2 separate regions of the Homo sapiens genome follow, and region 1 is linked to region 2. A link is an interaction called in ENCODE POLR2A ChIA-PET data of the cell type or tissue named here. Cell type or tissue: OCI-LY7. All regions are shown on one strand. Each heading gives the region's core, and the rest is flanking DNA. Links, peaks and the distances in the headings are about the cores only.

Evidence for each region. Peaks named below come from ENCODE experiments on the same cell type or tissue, not always from the same donor. Only the 100,000 strongest peaks of a DNase experiment are listed, where the experiment ranks them.
Region 1: POLR2A ChIA-PET joins it to region 2 with 28 read pairs; 2 of 35 experiments call an interaction of 5 or more read pairs at or near these places.

Annotation. Positions count from the first base shown.
Region 1 is chr9:122,930,321-122,933,242 of GRCh38, reverse strand. It overlaps ZBTB26 (zinc finger and BTB domain containing 26), which reads left to right and starts at 1,731. Exons shown (of 2, transcript NM_020924.4): 1 at 1,731-1,806. It also overlaps a transcript of RABGAP1 not described here. RefSeq lists a silencer at 1,620-1,959. In OCI-LY7, for the core only: a CTCF peak has its summit at 2,268; DNase peaks (open chromatin) are centred at 1,632 and 2,162; H3K4me3 peaks cover 2,500 bases; H3K27ac peaks cover 1,992 bases.
Region 2 is chr9:123,255,296-123,258,217 of GRCh38, reverse strand. The region is part of intron 1 of STRBP (spermatid perinuclear RNA binding protein); the gene reads left to right. Among named protein-coding and RNA genes, the nearest start is that of STRBP, 12 kb to the left of the region's middle. In OCI-LY7, for the core only: no CTCF peak of the experiment used is centred there; no DNase peak of the experiment used is centred there.

The DNA of each region.
Region 1 (2,922 bases), core at 280-2,779, 330 kb after region 2:
CATGAAGCAAAAATGGACAGAATTAAAAGGAGAAATAAACAGTTCTACAATAATAGTGGGAGACTACAATACCCCATTTTCAGTAACGGGGAGAAGAATCAGATAGAAGATAAGTGAGGAAATAGAGGAACTAAGCATCATAATAAACCAGCTATACTTAAAAGACATATACAGAACATTCCACCCAGCAAGAGCAGAATACACATTCTTCTCTAAAGCACATGAGGTATTCACCAGACTGTATGCCACAATTCAAGTTTCATAATATTTTACAAGATAGATATCATACAAAGTATCTTCTCGGACCACACAGATGAAGTTATAAATTAATAACAGAAGGAAAACTGGAAAAGTCACAAATATCTGAAAGTTAAACAACACTCTTAACAACTGGGTCAAAGAAGAAATCAAGGTCAGGCACGGTGGCTCACACCTGTAATCCCAGCACTTTGGGAGGCCAAGGCGGGTGGATCACCTGAGGTCGGGAGTTCGACACCAGCCTGACCAACACGGAGAAACCACGTCTCCATATCTCTAAATATCAAATTAGCCCGGTGTGGTGGCGCATGCCTGTAATCCCAGCTACTTTAGAGACGGAGGCAGGAGAACCGCTTGAACCCAGGAGGCGGAGGTTGCGGTGAGCCGAGATCACACCATTGCACTCCAGCCTGGGCAACAAGAGCGAAACTCCATCTCAAAAAAAAGAAAAAAAAAGAAGAAGAAATCAAAAGGGAAATTAGAAAATACTTAGAAATGAATGAAAATAACACAACATACAAAAACTTATGAGCTGTAGTGAAAACAGTGATCAAAGTGAAATGTATAGTTGTAAATAACTACATTAAAAAGAGGGAAAGGCTGGGAGCAGTGGCTCACACATGTAATCCCAGCACTTTGGGAGGCTGAGGAGGGTGGATCACTTTAACTCCAGAGTTCAAGACCATCAAGTTTTACACTTACAAATGATTAAAGTAATAAACATTACGCATGTTTTACCTCAATAAAAAGCCCCTCACCACCACCAAAAACGAAAAGAATGGTCAAAAACCAGTAAACTGGATTGGCAAGGAAAAGAACTCTAGAAGGATCCTCAAGTTTTCCGGTCTGGATAGGAGATGAGATGAACTTGAGATCATTAAAAGGTACTTTCACATCAGGACAGCTGGAGATCTCGTCCATGTAGCTGCCTGGGTTGTGAATGGTCAGCATGAAGTAGGTAACGGAAGCCATGGGAGTGCAAGAGTTTGCCCTAGGAAGAACTCCAAGGCAAGAACCCTGAAAAACACATCCAAAAGTGAGGGGAGAGCTTTCTGCTCTTCGGGCTCCCGCGCGACGAGTCTACACCCCTAGGCTAAAAAGACTTACCAAAGTTTAAGTGCAGAGGAGCCCTTCAGGCCCAAGGAGGCAGCGGACCGTCTAGGCCCAGCTACAGAAGAGCCGCTGAGACGGGGGTCCCGAGCAGCGGGTCCCTGCGAGGCGCACAGGGCCTGAGCCACAGACGCTTACGAGCTAAGGCACCTCGGGGTAGTAGGCAGTGAAGCTAGTGCCCAGAGTACGGTGCCCTCCGTCTGCGCCCCGCCCACAACGCAGAAATTCCCTCTCGGGGCCCCTGTTGTCCTCCGAGCCTTCCGATTGGCGGAGAGGACCATGGGACCTGGAAGTTGTCTTTGTCCGGCCAGGGCTGCCCTTCCGGTTCCGTTGGGTCCCCCTTTGGCTCGGGTTCCTTGCCCCTCCCCCTTCCCGGAGCCCCGAGGGGCCGGAGCTCCTGGCGGTGCCGGATCCTGACGGCGGCCTTCCCCCGGGTCTGTAAGTGCGGAGACGGCCGGAGCGGCGGGCTGGGGTGCGGGGTGTCTCAAAATGGAACCCCCCTGGGGCCCTGGATCAACCGGGACCTGCACTGGGATGGGAGCCGAGAGGCTGGCCTAGGCCCCTGGGGACTTGAGGAGCCCTTGGCCCGGCCCACGCTGCGCCCCGCCCCTTTCCCTTCCCTGTGACTGGAGTGGGGAGCCTGAGGATGCCCCTGGGACCGCCTCATAGGACCCCAGCTGAGGGCCCAGCAGTTGGCTTGGGGGCCTGACTCTGGCATCTTATAAGAAGTGCCAGAGGTGAGGCCCTAAGAAAACGAGCCTCGGGAGCCAGCCCAAGACCAGGCATTCAGTGCCAGTCTTTGAGAACCACTGTGAGTGCTAGGTTACCCTTTTGCTGGGGTTTTCCCCTATTTGGCCACTGGTCGCAGCACCTTTTATATTACTGGCGCTATACCAGACACTGGAGATTGGCAAGATATTGTTCCAGTTTTCGGGATTAAGTTTGGGAGCCAGATCTGAACAAATAAGTACTCCTATGTGTATATATATGTATGTATGTATCAGTCACATATGTGTTAATTGCTCAAGGGGCCGTTGCTGAGAAGGCTTTAGAAAGAAAGTGATGTCTGAATTGTACTTGGAGAGAGTAAAGTGTTGAAGAGTTTTTCAGGGAAGACAGTTGCAATACTGTGGAGAAATGACTGAGCATAACTTGTGTGGGAAGAGGAGGAAATGGGGGGACTCCTATGCACAGAATGGATATGAGACTGGGAAAGTCGACCGAGGTCCAGATGGTGAATGGTGTAATCCTAAAGGAGATGGGTAGTTTTTTGAAGAGTTCGGAACAGAATATTGATATGGTCAGATTTGCACTGCAGGAAATCATTTTGTTCTGTAGAAAGCCCATAGAGAAGGGACTTTCTATTAACTGCATTTAGACATTTAGCTAAAAGTTAGGAACGCTTATCGGAGATTCTTTTGAAGGGGTAATGGGATCAGCCTAGTGAGAGGCAAAAAATTCCTGAAATAAGTTATAATGGTGTCATTGGTAAGGAGACAAATATACTGGAGATGATTATGTCAAGACTCCATAATTAACTGAATGCTGAAGAAG
Region 2 (2,922 bases), core at 224-2,723:
GGATTTTTGTTGGTTTTGTTTTCTGTAGATTTCAAGCACCTAGTAGAACAGTGCCTGGCATTTAGTAGGAACCCGAGTATTTGAATGAACTATTTTATTAATTGTAGTCTATACTTGGAAAAGGTTTAATTTTTTTAAAGTTTTAATTTCAGTTTTTCTTTGGAATATTATGCGCCTTGAAGTCGTCTTTTTGCTGTATTTCTGTTTTTCTTCATGAGTATCCTTATTAATTTATTCATCTTGAGTCCTTATTAAGCACTATGCTGGTTGCATGGGGATATACAAAGATATAGATATAATAATTCTATACAATTTTGTAAATAAATATATATACATAAATTATGCATAAATATGTATCTTTTGTATAAGTTATATATATATACAATTATTATTATTTTTTTGAGACAGGGTCTTGTTCTGTTGCCCAGGCTGGAGTGCAGTGGTGTGATCACGGCTCACTGCAGCCTCAACCTCCTAGGCTCAACCAGTCCTCCCATTCAGTCTGCTGAGTAGCTAGGACTACAGACATGTGCCACCATGCCTGGCTAATTAAAAACAAATTATTTTGTAGAGACAAGTCTTGCTGTGTTGCCCAGGTTGGTCTTGAACTGCCGGGCTCAAGCCATCCTCCTGCCTGGGTATCCCAAAGCCCTGGGATTACAGGCATGAGCCAGTGTGCCCAGCCAGAGATAAAGTATTCATGGACTCTGACTTTTATACTTTTATGAGCTTACAGTCTATTAGGGGAGTTGATAGTATGGGATGTGGGTGTGTGTGTCTGTGTGTGTGTGTGTGTGTGTTTGTGTGTTTTAAAAAGGTAAGTACCTAAGAGAGAGTGATCCAGAATTCAGAAGAACAAGAAATTATTTCTAGTGGAGGGGAATAATAGAGCGATTTCAGCGAGGGTGTGTGTAGTGTGTAGTATCAGCCATGGAAAACAAATAGAACTGGATTATGAGAAAAATGGAAAAGAGAATTCCATATGGAGGGAATAGCATTAGCAAAATAAGAATGCTCAAGATTTGTATGGAAAATAAGTGGTTCATTTTGTTGACGATACGATATATGAAAGGAATTAGCAGAGCGTAAGTTTGGAGAGGAATGTTGGAGCTACTGATAGAAGGATTTGAATGCAGGAATAAGGAATTCAAGCCTTACTCTGTTTGAAAGCCCCAGTGATAAAGGACATTATCAGGACTATCTTTATGAGTTTGACAATGTTACGTGGAAAGACAGACTGAAATAAATACGACTGGTTCTCGAATAATGTTTCATTCGATGTTGTTTCATTATAATGTTGACCAAAAAAAAAAAAAAAAGATTCCTGGCTGGAGCCACTGTCTACATGGAGTTTTCACGTTCTCCCCATGTCTGTGTGGGTTTTCTCTGGGTGCTCTGGTTTCCTCCATATCTGAAGGATGCGCAGTTTAGGTTAATTGGTCTGTCTAAATGGTCCCAGGATGAGTGAGTGAGGGTGTGTGTGTGAGTGTGCGCTGTGACGGAATGGTGTTCTGTCTAGGATTGGTGCCCACCTTGTGCCCTGAGTTGTTGGGATAGGCTCTGGCCATCTGCATTCTTGAACTGGAATAATTAAGTAGTCATCTTGTTTTTTGTTAACTTTTCTTACATATATATATAGCTCACATTTATTTCAGTGTTTAATATTACAAGCGTTTTGGTTTTTATTTAGAAGTTTGGTGATGTTTTTGTGACAAGAAGAACTTAACCGTTGTATATATCAATTAGCCTCTGATAAATTGGTTTTATTATATGTTATTTCCTCTAACGTCGCAGTTTCCAAGAACCTATCAAGTACATTAAATGACAACTTACTGTACACTGATTAAAATGCTATTGTAATAATTTGGGGGGAAAGCAATAAAGGTAGTGGAAATAGGTATAGGTAGTGGAAGTAGGTATATATATAATCTCAGCATTTTGGGACACCAAGGCGGAGGATCAGTTGAGCTCAGGAGTTCGAGACCAACCTGGACAACATAATGAGACCACATCTTTATAGAAACAAAGTAGCTGGGTGTGGTGGTGCTTGCCTGTAGTCTCAGTTACTTGGGAGCCTGAGGTTGGAGGATTGCTTGAACCCAAGAGGTTAAAGCCGTAGTGAGCTATGATCATGCCACTGCACTCCACTCTAGGCAACAGAGCAAGACTAGCAAAAAAAAAAAAAAAAAAAAAAAAAAAGAAAGAAAGGATGTCTTGGAACTGTTGCAACTTGGTAACTACTGAATGTGAGGGCTGAGCAACAAGCCTGACAACTACAGGGTTTCAAGCCTACTTGATTGGCAGCCTGGGGTTCCCTCAGTATAAGCAGGGAGCCCAAGAGAAGTGAGATCAGGAGGAAAATTTGTTTGGTTTTGGTATAACGTTTGCAGGTGTGATGGTTATATACAGGTGATGATGATTCTGATAAAAAGAAAATTAGTATTCTCTTTAGAAAGGATGTGCATCTGTTGCTTTCGTGCCTTCATTTTGATATAGCTAACTCCCAGAAAGAGAAGTAAGACTCAGTTGCTGGATCTATTGCTGGCATCAGAATCTAGATAATTGATTTGGAAAACTTTGACACAGTACCTGAATTTTTCTTTTCATCTGTAAGTAGCTCAACCCTTTTCACTAAGTTTGTTAGATAAGTTGCTCTGGTTGTAAAAACACTATGTATTCTCAGTAGCTTGATACAACTTACAGGTTATCCTTTGAAATCTCCTTTACTGCTGCTTCATTGGTTATGGATATCTAAGTAGTGCCTTTCTTACGTCTTTGAAGAAAACAGATGAGCAGTTGAGTGTTCCCAACTAGTAACCTTGATCACCTTGAGATGAAGGCAGTGTTTATTTGAATTAAAAGGTTTGCATGCTTTTGCCATACCATACTCCTGTTTTTCCCCTTAGGACATAGAGCCACATT